Linked DNA regions of Homo sapiens: region 2 is linked to region 1. A link is a loop called in an ENCODE intact Hi-C map of the cell type or tissue named here. Cell type or tissue: heart left ventricle. All regions are shown on one strand. Links, peaks and the distances in the headings refer to the core of each region. The heading gives the core; the rest is flanking DNA.

What was found. A loop is a pair of places that touch in the nucleus more often than their neighbours do. Peaks named below come from ENCODE experiments on the same cell type or tissue, not always from the same donor. Only the 100,000 strongest peaks of a DNase experiment are listed, where the experiment ranks them.
Region 2: it touches region 1 in a loop (3-fold over the local background); 48 of 110 quality-filtered maps call a loop at or near these places.

What each region holds. Positions count from the first base shown.
Region 1 is chr1:6,054,563-6,062,648 of GRCh38, reverse strand. All of the region lies in intron 2 of KCNAB2 (potassium voltage-gated channel subfamily A regulatory beta subunit 2), which reads right to left. Among named protein-coding and RNA genes, the nearest start is that of KCNAB2, 13 kb to the right of the region's middle. RefSeq lists an enhancer at 2,082-2,582. In heart left ventricle, for the core only: no CTCF peak of the experiment used is centred there; a DNase peak (open chromatin) is centred at 3,848.
Region 2 is chr1:6,185,010-6,190,302 of GRCh38, reverse strand. RPL22 (ribosomal protein L22) reads left to right here. Exons shown (of 4, transcript NM_000983.4): 4 at 3,487-5,283. The coding sequence ends at 3,631. Among named protein-coding and RNA genes, the nearest start is that of CHD5, 7.3 kb to the right of the region's middle. In heart left ventricle, for the core only: a CTCF peak has its summit at 4,331 (motif pointing right); no DNase peak of the experiment used is centred there.

The DNA.
Region 1 (8,086 bases), core at 2,583-5,082:
AGGCCCCCAGCACAAGTAACCCCTCCCTTCTCCGAGCGCCACTGACCATGTTCTTCCCAGGGACACCAGGGGGTGGGGAGCAGTTTGCATGTGGTCATCTTGGTGTCTCCACCGTCCAGCACCATGTCACGTGCCCAAAAGCCTTCAATAAATATTGGATCAATGGACCCAGGAAAGACTAATTTATGTTCCTTATGATATGATACTAAGGGACACAAACAGCTGCTAGACAAATGCCCACTTACTGGGGGAATGGCGTTTCCTAGCTCACATTGTGTTCTTTTTTGAGAACCCAAGGTAGAAATTTTAGAGACACTGGACTTTTTTTTTTTGGACTTCTTTTTTTTTTTCTTGTTGCCCAGGCTGGAGAGCAATGGTGCAATCTTGGCTCACTGCAACCTCCACCTCCCGGGTTCAAGTGATTCTCCTACCTCAGCCTCCCGAGTAGCTGGGATTACAGGCATGTGCCACCGCGCTCGGCTAATTTTTTGTATTTTTAGTAGAGACAGAGTTTCTCCATGTTGGTCAGGCTGGTCTTGAACTCCCGACCTCAGGCGATCCGCCTGCCTTGGGCTTCTAAAATGCTGGGATTACAGGCGTGAGCCACCGCGCTTGGCTGACACTGGACTTCTAAGCAATCAGTGGGTTTATTCTTTGCCGGAAAGTCTGTATAAAACACACAGCCCTCACCAGTCACTGCCTGGTCATCTAGTGGGTGAATTTGGTATTTTATTTTTACCACCGACTTATTTTACTGACCTACCCTTATTTTCCATTTTCCCCATATTTGCTATTATTTATTTTAAAAATTTCATGGTAGCAGATTAATTTAACAACGTCACCTACAATCCTTTTTGGAATAAGGTGGGGTGGAGGGTAATTTTAAAAAGAATTCAATATAATTTTTGCATTATGCACATTATATTCCGTTATAATCTGTGAAAATTGGTGGCAGAGATGATTACTCTGTATCAGTGCATGTTACCTGGGAGGGGTTTTGTTCCCCAGGGAACACTGGGCAGCATAGGGAGGCATTTTTGGTTGTCCCAACTGGGCAGGAGGTGCTACTGGCAGTAGGCAGAGGCCACGGATGCTGCCCCATGACAGAGAATTGTCCAGCCCAAGTGTCAATGGTGCCAGGGTTGAGGAGGCCTGCTCTGTTACCAGCCAGAATCTGGGATGGTGTCTCCCTGATCACATCGTCCAGACAAGGGAAGCCTGGAACATTCATGTGTGGGGACACGCCCGGCCCGGTGCTGGGATGACAGGCGTGAGCCCCCGCCCGGCCCGGTGCTGGGGTTACAGGCGTGAGCCACCGCCCGGCCCAGTGCTGGTAGGCTTTGGTCAGAGGCATGGAGCGTGGCTGGTTGACTTCAACCTACAACCCATTTCTGGTTCTTTTTCTGTCTCTCCGGTACCTGCTGTTGATAAGATGAAGCAGCTAGCTCTTGCTGTGATTCACTGGAGAGCAGCCACCCCCATTAAAAGCTCTGCTCTGTGTCCCTGGAGTGCACCACAGACAGCATCCCTGCTGTAGCGGAGGCTTCCGGCTCAGTGCCTGGGGTCCACTCCTCCCCCTTGGGCCTGGAGAGGCTGGAAAGCTGGGGCCGGCCAGCTCCTCCCCTACAATGGCAACAGGCTCGCAGTGGAAGGGGGCGGATGCCCTCTCATGCACAGAACGAGGCCTGTGGAGGGCTCAAGGTCTGGAGAAGGTTTTAGATATGGCTTTTTTTTTTTTTTTTTTTTTGAGACGGAGTCTTGCTCTGTTGCCAGGCTGGAGTGCAGTGGTGCGACCTTGGCTCACTGCAACCTCCACCTCCTGGGTTCAAGCAATTCTCCTGCCTCAGCCACCTGAGTAGCTGAGACTACAGGCACGTGCCACCATGCCCAGCTAATTTTTGTATTTTTAGTAGAGACGGGGTTTCAGCATGTTGGCTAGGATGGTCTCGATCTCTTGACCTTGTGATCCGCCACCTGCCTGGGCCTCCCAAAGTAATGGGATTGCAGGCGTGAGCCACCACGCTTGGCCTGACATGGCTTTTAAAAGCACAGCCTCCAGCAGCTCCTCCGAGAGTGAGACTGAGGGTCTGCATCCTGCAGAGACCGCCTTGTCCGTGCTGAACGGAGTGTGGTTTACACCCAAAGGTGGCTTCTTGCCCAAGGAAGGGCAGAGGATGTTGAACAGTTGAGGGGCTGCCCCAAAGGAGCAGTTTCTAAGAACAAAGGGAGGCAGGGCCGGTGGCCTTCCTGGAGGAGGAGTCCACCAGGAGAGTAAGAGCTGAAGACCCCATAGGGGCTAAGTGCTGTGAGTGTGGCTTCCTCCAGCTGGGGCATGAAGCAAGGGTCCCTGGGAAAGGCCTGAGCCACCCGTGTTCAAGGCCAAGTCAGCCAGCAGGAGAGCGCATCAGCGGTGCCCAGGAGTATGGCAGGGCTCCAGGGAGAAGGTGGGATCCATGTGGAATTCCAGGAGTGTCCTTCTCCTGAGAGCAGAGGCAGGAGGGCAGATGGCGGGAGCCTGTGAGGCAGCAGCAGGTTCTGTGTCTGGAGTAGGGTGACTCACTGGCCTTGCCAGAGGGCGCATCAGATGGTGGGAGACTTGACACGGAGGGACAGTGGGAGGCCGAGGGAAGGAGGAGGCCACAGGACCGATGACAGGACATGTGAGCCTTGCCCAGAGCGCACATCCCACTGGCGGGGCCCATTCTGTGGTTGGGCTGAGTGGACTGTGCTTGAAGCTGCAGGTGATGCTAGGACAAGGCCTCCTGCAGGCCATGTGTGTGCTTCCCGGGAACCGGCTTTGCACGGTCTGCAAAGCCAGTTCCTCCTCCTTCCTCTTGCTCACCAGGACCTCATGGCCCCACTCACTTCCAACTCTAGGAGCCCAGAAAGGGGAGAGAGGCCCGCGGCTGTGAGATGGCCGGCTCTGCTCTGAGTTGCTGCTGTTTCCCATGCAACTCTCCAGCCCCAAGCGAGCACCTCTCTTTCTCTTCCTCCTTCTGTCCTCAGAAGCACCCTTTGAGACGTAACAAGACCAACAACAATGACCACGGCGCCAGCACATGGGTGGTGCTCCCTCTCCTTGCTTGTCCGAAGAGCCTCCAGGGGAAGATGCCCCAAACCTCCAGGAAGGGGCCTGGGGATCGGTAGTGTAACAGGTGTGGCTGGGCACAGTGGCTCATGCCTATAATCTCAGCACTTTGGGAGGCCAAGGTGGGTGGATCGCTTGAGCCCAGGGGTTCCCAGCTAGCCTGGGGAACCTAGTGAGACTCATCTCTACAAAAAGCACAAAAATTAGCCAGGTGTGGTGGTGCGCACCTGTGGTCCCAGCTACTAGGGAGGCTGAGGCTGGAGGATTACTTGAGCCCAGGAGGCTGAGGCTGCAGTGAGCTATGATTGCACCACTGCACTCCAGCCTGGGCGACAGAGCAAGGCGCTGTCTCAACACAAAAAACAACAAAAAACAGGAAAAACAGGTATGGCCCGTGATTCCTGTGGCCAGGTCAGCTCCAGAAACACCTAGCACATCATCAGTCGGTTACAAGGCAACCACCCAGTGCAGGAGTCTGGGTCTCTCTGCCTTTCCTCCCACCTCTCCTGCAGCAGCCCTGTGGGGGAGGGAAGGGCTGTTCTGTCCCTTTAGGGAAGCTGGGGCTGGAGAGGCTGGGGCTGCAGACGGATGCTGTTTCCAGGCCTGGGATGACCATGACCACCGAGGCTCCAATGTGGTGCCCGCTGCCAGCAGAAGCCCTCCCAGCCCCGACCCAAGCCCCACACAGCTGCCAGCCGTGGTCCTGGGCAGGCCCTCAAGGAGAGCACTGGGCCTGCCAGCTGGCTTTCTCCCAGCCCCTGCGTCTGGCCCGGCAGCTCTTCCGGAATGACTGGCTGCTCGCCTCCCTCCCTCCTCCTGTTCCTTCCTGATGCCTCCGCCCCTTGTCTGCGCGGCACTGAACTACATCTCTAAGTGAGACTAGGTGCACGAGTGAGACCCCAAGATGGATAGACAGGGGACAGTCCAGGTGCCTGGACAGCGACTGCTGTGTGGGAAGGTCCCTTTTCCAGGGACGGGAAGGGCCTGCATTTCTCTCCCACAATGAGCCAAGCCTGGAGCTTTGAGTTATGTCACCTGGAGCTTATTTAGTCCTCAGGACAATTCTGCTGTAGTGACCCCGGTCTCCACTTTCCGGGTAAGGAAATCGAGTCATGGAGAGGCCAGGGGACTTGTCTGAGGTCACACAGGTAGCCGGTGGGAGCCCGGGTTCCTCCCAGGACACTCAGGGATGTCCCCGCAGGCTCAAGGTGTTGAGTCAATCCTTGGGGCCTGTGGCAGGTCGAAATGTGTCCCCAAAAGACAGTTGAGATCCTAATTCCTGATACCTGTGAGTGTGACTTTATTTGGAAACAAGGTCTTTGCAAATGTAATCAAGTTAAGATGCGATGGTCCTGGATTAGGGTCAGCCTTCAATCCAATGACTGGGTTTTTGTTTTTTGCTTTTTGTTTTTGAGGCAGGGTCTTGTTCTGTCACCCAGGCTGGAGTGCCAGTGGTTCGATCTCGGCTCACTGCAGACTCTGCCTCCTGGGCTCAGTGATCCTCACTTCAGCCTCAGGAATAGCTGGGATCATAGGCACTTGCCACCATGCCTGGCCATTTTTTGCATTTTTTGTAGAGACAGAGTTTTGCCACATTGCTCAGGCTGGTCTTGAACCCCTGGACTCAAGTGATCCACTTGCCTCAGCCTCCCAAGATGCTGGGATTATAAGCATGAGCCACTGTGCCTGGCCATGACTGGTGTTCTTATAAGGAGAGAGAGATTTGGAGACAGAGGCCCACAGAGAGAAAATGGCCATGGGACGGCAGAGGCAGAGGTTGGAGCGATGTGGCCACAAGCTGAGGAATGCCCAGGCCTGCCGGCACCACCAGAAACTGGGGGAGGCAAAAAGGACCCTCCCTGGGGCCTTCGGAGGAAGTATGGCCCGGCTGCACCTGGCCGTTGGACTTTCACCTCCCAGAACTGGGAAAGAAAAAGCTTCTGTTGTAAACCACCCAGCTTGTTACAGCAGCCTCAGGAAAGTAAAACAGGATCTTTCCCAAGATGGACCCCGTTCCTTGGGGACCCCTCTTTCCCAGGATGCACTTGGCCTTGTAGACAGGTTAACTTGCCATCCCCCCTGGTCTCTGCTGTTTTTCTCCTTCCCCTCCTCCTGCCCTCAGTGCCCTCCTTCCCGCCTGTCCTTTAAGACACACCTGGATTCCCAGCTCTTCCCAGCTGGAAGTGATGGCCTATGGTTAACTGAGCAACTACAGTCTGCTCAATGAACCTGGCAACCAACCAAGTACTTCCTGGTGAACCTGAGCTTGTGGTAAGAGCCTGGGATCTAGAGTCAGAAAGCACAGGAAATCAGGACTCCTGCCCTGCCAGGAGTTCATGACCAAGGGTCAGTGCCCAAGGACCGCAGAGGCTCCCTGCCATCCACATCTGGACTGCAGAGAGAGCCTCAGACCAGCTTCCAGTCAGTCCTGTCTTCCCACCATCTAGGATGCAGCCCGAACGAGACATGTGCTTTGGAAAGTAGATTAAGACCAAGACCACGCAGCGCCTTCCGACCTAAACTCACAGAGGCTGGGGGTGTTCCGGGTGCCAGGGACAGACAAAGCTCTGATCTCAAAGCAGTGCAGATGGGCAAAGAGCAAGGCAACCGAGATGGAGGAGGGGTGAGGAAGACACTCACTCAGGAGAGGGGCTTCTGATGACTTCATAGGTGCTTGTTTAGAGTGGGTGCTTGGGACAGTCTCTTTGGGGACCAAGCTTAGATGTGACAATGGGAAGGAACCAGGCCACGTCTGGGGAGGCAGCCTCCAGGAAGAGGGAACAGAAAGTGCGATGACCCTGTGGATGGAATGAGTTCCCCTTTGGGGATACAGAAGGAAGGGGCGGCGTCCAGAGCCTCCTGAGCGGGAGGGAGAGGGGTCCGAGTTGAAACCAAGGAGGCAGGCTAGGGCCACGTAGAGCCTTGCGGGGAGTTTGGGTTCACTCCCAGCACCATGGGGAGCAGAGGAAAACACAGCTGAACTGAGGGCTGGTGTCCAGTCAGCACAGTGTGGGCCCGGCCACAGCTTCTGGCCTGCCATTCTGAGGCCACATCTCTGAACCCTAACGTCCACAGGGGAGGGGAAGTGTGTGCTAGGCCAGCTGCCCTCACCCTGCTCCCTCATGCTTACACAGGGGCTGTGTGGATTTAAAAATTCATCTTAAAATTCTTTTTAACAGCAATAATTGAGGACAGTTTAAACAATGGGGAAGTGTAGGCCGGGCGCGGTGGCTCACGCCTGTAATCCCAGCACTTTGGGAGGCCGAGGCGAGTGGGTCACTTGAGGTCAGGAGTTTGAGATCAGCCTGGCCAACGTGGTGAAACCCCGTTTCTACTAAAAATACAAAAAATAGCCGGGCATGGTGGCTCGCGCCTGTAGTCCCAGCTACTCGGGAGGCTGAGGCAGGAGAATCGCTTGAACCCAGGAGGCAGAGGTTGCAGTGAGCTGAGATTGCACCACTGCACTCCAGCCTGGGTGACAGAGTGAGACTCTGTCTCAAAAAAAAACTGGGGAAGTGTAACAGGCATGCTGCCGTCCACCTCCATCAGCTACAGCTCAGTTCAGCTGATGAAATGCCCAGGCCAGGGGCACAGCTGGTTTCTTGCGGCACCGGGCAGTGCCTATCCCCAGGTATCATCTTTTCTATATTCATATTTAAGACCAAGTTTAATGGTGACCCAGCCCAGTCGCTGACGGAGAAGAGGTAAGCACAGAATAAATTTATCTGGGATCTTTAATAACTGGTGGTCTGAGTCACGGAGCATCCCACCCACCCCGTCAACCCTGGTGCAGCAAAATGAAATTCACCAGATAGAGTGAGGCCACCACCCTCCCCGCCCCACCTTCACCCTGACCTGGGTGTAACAACAACCTCTGGCCCATCAACTGCTAAAGGGACTTTGTTGGTGGGGTGAGATGGCTCATGCCTGTAATCCCAGCACTTTGGGATGCCAAGGTGGGCAGATCACCTGAGGTCAGGAGTTTGAGACCAGCGTGGTCAACATGACAAAACTCTGTCTCTACCAAAAATACAAAAATTAGTCAGGCATGGTGGTGCATCCCTGCAGTCCCAGCTACTTGGGAGGCTGAGGCAGGAGAATCGCTTGAACCTGGGAGGCAGAGGTTGTAGTGAGCCGAGACTGTGCCACTGCACTGTAGCCTGGGCGATACAGCGAAACTCCAACTCAAAAAAAAAAAAAAAAAAAAGCGTTTGTCTTCTGGTCTCCTCCACTCCCTGAGAAGCGAGATCCCCAAGGGCGTTTCAGCCCCACAGTGGGACCTGCAGTGTCTCCGAGGCTGCTCAGGCATTTTCCTCGGGGCTTCAGGCAAATAAAAGATATGTTCTCTCCACCTGTGTTAGTTCCCTGCGGCTGCCATTACAAAGATCCCCAAATTAGAGGACTTACAACAACAGGAATGTCTTCTCTCCCACTTCTGGAGTCTGAAGTCCAGGTGTGGGCAGTGTTCCCTCCAAACACCCTCATGAGGTGTCCTTTCCTGTCCCTTCCAGCATCTCGTGGCTCCTGTTGGGGCAGGAGACCAGGGTCTGGAGGCAGGGAACTGAAGGCCAATTCCCGCTGATTTCCTATAACTAAGTCAAAAGGAAAACCCCAACTTTCCACGCCCAAGTAACAAAAGAACCAGAGGCTACTCTCTTTGCATGGCGCCCCCTTTTCTGTGTGGCAGACGAAAAATGGAAAATACCTCTGATTTGTCCCCTCCCGCAACCAATCAGGCTGGCTGTGGGCCAAGTCTTCATTTGCATAGAAGTGTAACTTTGTAACTTCATTTCAGCCTCTAATTGGTCACTTTCTGCAACCAATCAGAATGATCACAGGCCACTACTTCATTTACATAAGATGTACACCAGGTAACCAATGGGAAACCTCTAGAAGGTATTTAAACCCCAGAAAATTCTGTATCCAGGTTCTTGAGCCGCTTGCCCACTCCCATCCTGTGGAGTGTACTTTTGTTCCATCTTGGCTCACTGCAACCTC
Region 2 (5,293 bases), core at 2,794-5,293, 130 kb before region 1:
GTTTAGCTATGTCCGTGAAGAAGAGACTTTGAAGCTTAAGTGAAGTCCTCACAGTCTGCCTGGGAAGCAGTGAGAATGGGGCTTCTGGTGGGGGTACAAAGCGTCCGGCCTGCTGGGCTGTAGCAGAGCCCTTGGGGAAGATTCTGCTACCTTTCTGTGACCTGTTTACCAGGGTGAGGGTATCTCCTGACATGCGTCACTTGCGTTTTCACAAACTTTCTGTTCTTTATCCAGTGGAGTAGGGAAGGTGCCTTAATCATCTATTACAGCTTTCCTTTCTTGATGATAATAGTTAATTTTCCTGAAAGGTTCAAGGTGTCCCGAATCTAGAACTTTTTCTGTCTCTGAATTTGTACAGGGTTTTTATTTATTTATATTTTTGAAAACGAGTTTTGATCTTCTTGTCTAGGCTGGAGTGCAATGGCGCGATTTCAGCTCACTGAAACCTCCGCCTCCCAGGTTCAAGCAATTCTCCTGCCTCAGCCTCCTGAGTAGCTGGGATTACAGGCGCCTGCCACCACGCCCGGTTAATTTTTTGTATTTTTAGTAGAGAGGGGGTTTCATCATGTTGGCCAGGCTGGTCTGGAACTCCTGACCTCAGGTGATCCACCCGCCTCGGCCTCCCAAAGTGCTGGGATTACAGGCATGAGGCACCCTGCCTGGCCTGTACAGGGTTTTTTTTTTTTTTTTAACCTGATTTTTTTCCCCAGTGTACTATTAGGGATTTTTTTTTTTCCTTTTTTTTAGATAGGGTCTTACTCTGTCACCAAGGCTGGAGAGCAGTGGGGTGATCATAGCTCACTCTAGCCTCCATCTCCTGGCTCAAACAGTCCTACCTCAGCCTCCCAAATAGCTGGGACTACACGAGTGCCCCACCATGTCCGGCTATGTCAGGGAACATTTCAACCACCTGAAATTTTGAATTAACCTCATCTGAATACAATATGGTGGAAATAATTGACAAAAGTATACTTTTTAGATGGAATGACCAAATTGATTTATCTTTGCTTAGCAAAAAGTGGACAGTTGAATTGAGATCTTCACACTTTGTGGCGATTGCTTTGTTGGTGTGGAGATTGCTTTGTTGGTGTGGAGATTGCTTTGTTGGTGTGGAGATTGCTTTGTTGGTGTGGAGCACTGTCACAGTGCTCCTTTTTTGGAGATGGTGAGTCTGTTGGTTCATGACATTTGGGTCCTGTGAATATGCCAGGGATCCATGCTGAGCGCGGTGGCTCACGCCTGTAATCCCAGCACTTTGGGAGGCCCAGACGGGTGGATGACCTGAGGTCGGGAGTTCCAGACCAGCCTGACCAACATGGAGAAACCCCGTCTCTTACTAAAAATACAAAATTAGCTGGGCGTGGTGGCACATGCCTGTAATCCCAGCTACTCGGGAGGCTGAGGCAGGAGAATTGCTTGAACCCGGGAGACGGAGGTTGAGGTGAGCCGGAGATCGTGCCATTCCAGCCTGGGCAACAAGAGCGAAACTCCGTCTCAAAAAAAAAAAAAATGCCAGGGATCTCTCTGAGCATCTCATGTAATCCTTGCTATGGTCTGAAGAGATGGTTAGTAGCAGGGATCCCCTTTCACTGTGGGAGAAACAGCTTGGGTAGATGAATTGGCTCTGCTGTGGGTTTGTGTGTTGTGAAATTCCCTCTTTATGGCTTGGGAAGATTCGGAATAGCCTCAGGGCCACGGAAGCAAGCCGGTGAGAGAGCTGCCAAGACTGTGGTGCACTTCATCTTTTTTTTTTTTAATTAAAAAAAAAAATGTTGTGTAGAGACAGGGTCTTGCTATGTTGCCTAGGCTGGTCTCGAACTCCTAGATTCAAGGGATCCTCTCACCTTGGCCTCACAAAGTGTTGGGATTACAGGCGTGAGCCACTGTGCCCAGCCCTTAGGTCATCTTTATGTAGTTAGGGTGTTGGGCACAAAAGCCAGTTTTTGCCTTTCCATAAAGAATGAGTGTTTTGGCTGGTCGCAGTGGCTCACAGCTATAATCCCAGCACTTCGGGAGGCTGAGGTGGGCAGACACTTGAGGCCAGGAGTTCGAGACCAGACTGGCCAATATGGCAAAACCCCCATCTCTACTGAAATTACAAAAATTAGCTGGACATGGTGTTATACACCTGTAATCCCAGCTACATGGGAGACTGAGGCATGAGAATTGCTTGAATCCTGGAGGCAGAGGTTGCAGTGAGCCTGGGCCACAGAAGGAGATTCTGTCTAAAAAAATAAATAAAAGAGTTTTTAAATGATCCCTGTTGTGGTGAGTGTTTAGCTCTCACCTGGCTAAAGCAGCAATTGGGCAGGCTGACTGAAAGGCTTTGTGCTCTCTGGGCGTGAGCGCAGTGGCAGGGTGGCATTCTGTCCCTGTGTGTTGGGTGGTGAGCAGGAGCGAGTGTGTGCACACCCCTAAGAAGCAGTCCTCATCATCCAGACAACCTCAAAAGGGGGTTTGACTCCGTGAGGTGATGTGTGCGCAGCGCTTACAGCTCTTTGGAAACCCACTATTTTCTGCATAAAAGGTATTGAGGTTGCGTACTTAACTGTAAATTTCTATCATGTTATCTTTCTCCAGTGGTCACTAAAAACCATGTTATAGGTGTTTGCTGCATTTTCATGGACAACTGGTACATCTACTTATCTACTTATCTGCTCTTGTTTTTTTTTTTTGTTTTTTTTTTTTTGAGATGGAGTCTTGCTCTGTCGCCCAGGCTGGAGTGCAATGGCGCCATCTCGGCTCACTGCAGCCTCTGCCTCCCGGGTTCAAGCGATTCTCTTACCTCAGCCTCCTGACTAGCTGGGACTACAGGCGCCCAGCACGACGTCTGGCTAATTTTTTGTATTTTTAGTAGAGATAGGGTTGCATCGTGTTAGCCAGGATGGTCTCCGTTTCCTGACCTCATGATCCGCCTGCCTCAGCCCTCCAAAATGCTGGGATTACAGGTGTGAGCCAGTGCCCCTGGCCTAGTTTTTTTTCTTTTTTCTTTTTTTGGAGGCAGTCTTGCTCTGTCACCCAGGCTGGAATACAGTGGTACAATCTTAGCTCACTACACCCTCCGCCTCCTGGATTCAAGGGATCCTCATGCCTCAGCCTCCCGAGTAGCTGGGATTACAGGCGTGCACCACCACGCCCAGCTAATTTTTTTATTTTTAGTAGAGATGGGGTTTCACCATGTTGTTCAGGCTGGTCTCGAACTCCTGACCTCAAGTGATCTGCCTGCCTTGGCCTCCCAAAGCGCTGGGATTACAGGCCTGAGCCACCATGCTGAGGCTATTCTAATTGTTACTGCCGATGTCGATGGTACGTGGCTGATAACTCAGAGCCTTGGCTGGGTGTATTTGCCTTACCTTTGCCATTTTTGAGGCTTGGGAAAACACCTTGAATTGTAATGATTTTGAGTGCTGGGTTTTATAAATGTTAAAATGTTTTAGAATGCAAGCACCAACTGTCTAGTGGAGTTCTTGTGTCCTTTCTCTGCAGGTATTTGAAATATCTCACCAAAAAATATTTGAAGAAGAATAATCTACGTGACTGGTTGCGCGTAGTTGCTAACAGCAAAGAGAGTTACGAATTACGTTACTTCCAGATTAACCAGGACGAAGAAGAGGAGGAAGACGAGGATTAAATTTCATTTATCTGGAAAATTTTGTATGAGTTCTTGAATAAAACTTGGGAACCAAAATGGTGGTTTATCCTTGTATCTCTGCAGTGTGGATTGAACAGAAAATTGGAAATCATAGTCAAAGGGCTTCCCTTGGTTCGCCACTCATTTATTTGTAACTTGACTTCTTTTTTTTTCTGCTTAAAAATTTCAATTCTCGTGGTAATACCAGAGTAGAAGGAGAGGGTGACTTTACCGAACTGACAGCCATTGGGGAGGCAGATGCGGGTGTGGAGGTGTGGGCTGAAGGTAGTGACTGTTTGATTTTAAAAAGTGTGACTGTCAGTTGTATCTGTTGCTTTTCTCAATGATTCAGGGATACAAATGGGCTTCTCTCATTCATTAAAAGAAAACGCGACATCTTTCTAAGATTCTCTGTGGGAAAATGACTGTCAATAAAATGCGGGTTTCTGGGCCATTCGTCTTACTTTCATTTTTTGATTACAAATTTCTCTTGACGCACACAATTATGTCTGCTAATCCTCTTCTTCCTAGAGAGAGAAACTGTGCTCCTTCAGTGTTGCTGCCATAAAGGGGTTTGGGGAATCGATTGTAAAAGTCCCAGGTTCTAAATTAACTAAATGTGTACAGAAATGAACGTGTAAGTAATGTTTCTACAGGTCTTTGCAACAAACTGTCACTTTCGTCTCCAGCAGAGGGAGCTGTAGGAATAGTGCTTCCAGATGTGGTCTCCCGTGTGGGGCCCAGCAATGGGGGCCCCTGATGCCAAGAGCTCTGGAGGTTCTTGAAAGAGGGGACACGAAGGAGGAGTGACTGGGAAGCCTCCCATGCCAAGGAGGTGGGAGGTGCCCTGGAAATAGCTGCCTCATGCCACTTAGGCCATGACTGGATTTAATGTCAGTGGTGTGCCACAGTGCAGAGGCTAGACAACTGAAAGGGGCTACCAAGGCTGGGAAAAAAATGCAATTGTTGCTGTGAGTGACTTTGAAAGACTCTGGTGCCTTGTGGTGCCCTTCTGAAATTCAAACAGTAATGCAAAAGTGTCTGCATTAGAATTTACGGTGTCTAAAATTCATGTTTTTAAAAGAGCTTGCCTACAGATGGTTTCCACACTTGAAATTGTGCCCTGCGAGTTGCATAGCTGGAAGTTCAATGCTCAGTCCTACCTTGGCTCCCATTAAACATTTGGTGCTCTGTGGATTGAGTTGAACGTGTTGAGGCTTTGCAATTTCACTTGTGTTAAAGGCTCTGGCATTTTTCCATTTCTATGCAAATTTCTTTGAAGCAGAATTGCTTGCATATTTCTTCTCTGCCGTCACAGAAAGCAGAGTTTCTTTCAAACTTCACTGAGGCATCAGTTGCTCTTTGGCAATGTCCCTTAACCATGATTATTAACTAAGTTTGTGGCTTGAGTTTACAAATTCTACTTGTTGCATTGATGTTCCCATGTAGTAAGTCATTTTTAGTTTGGTTGTGAAAAAACCCTGGGCTGAAGTTGGCATTTCAGTTAAAAGAAAAAAAGAAACTAGTCCCAGATTTGAAAACTTGTAATAAAATTGAAACTCACTGGTTTTCTATGTCTTTTTGAACTCTTGTAATCGAGTTTTGATCATATTTTCTATTAAAGTGGCTAACACCTGGCTACTCTTACTGTACGAGGCTTTG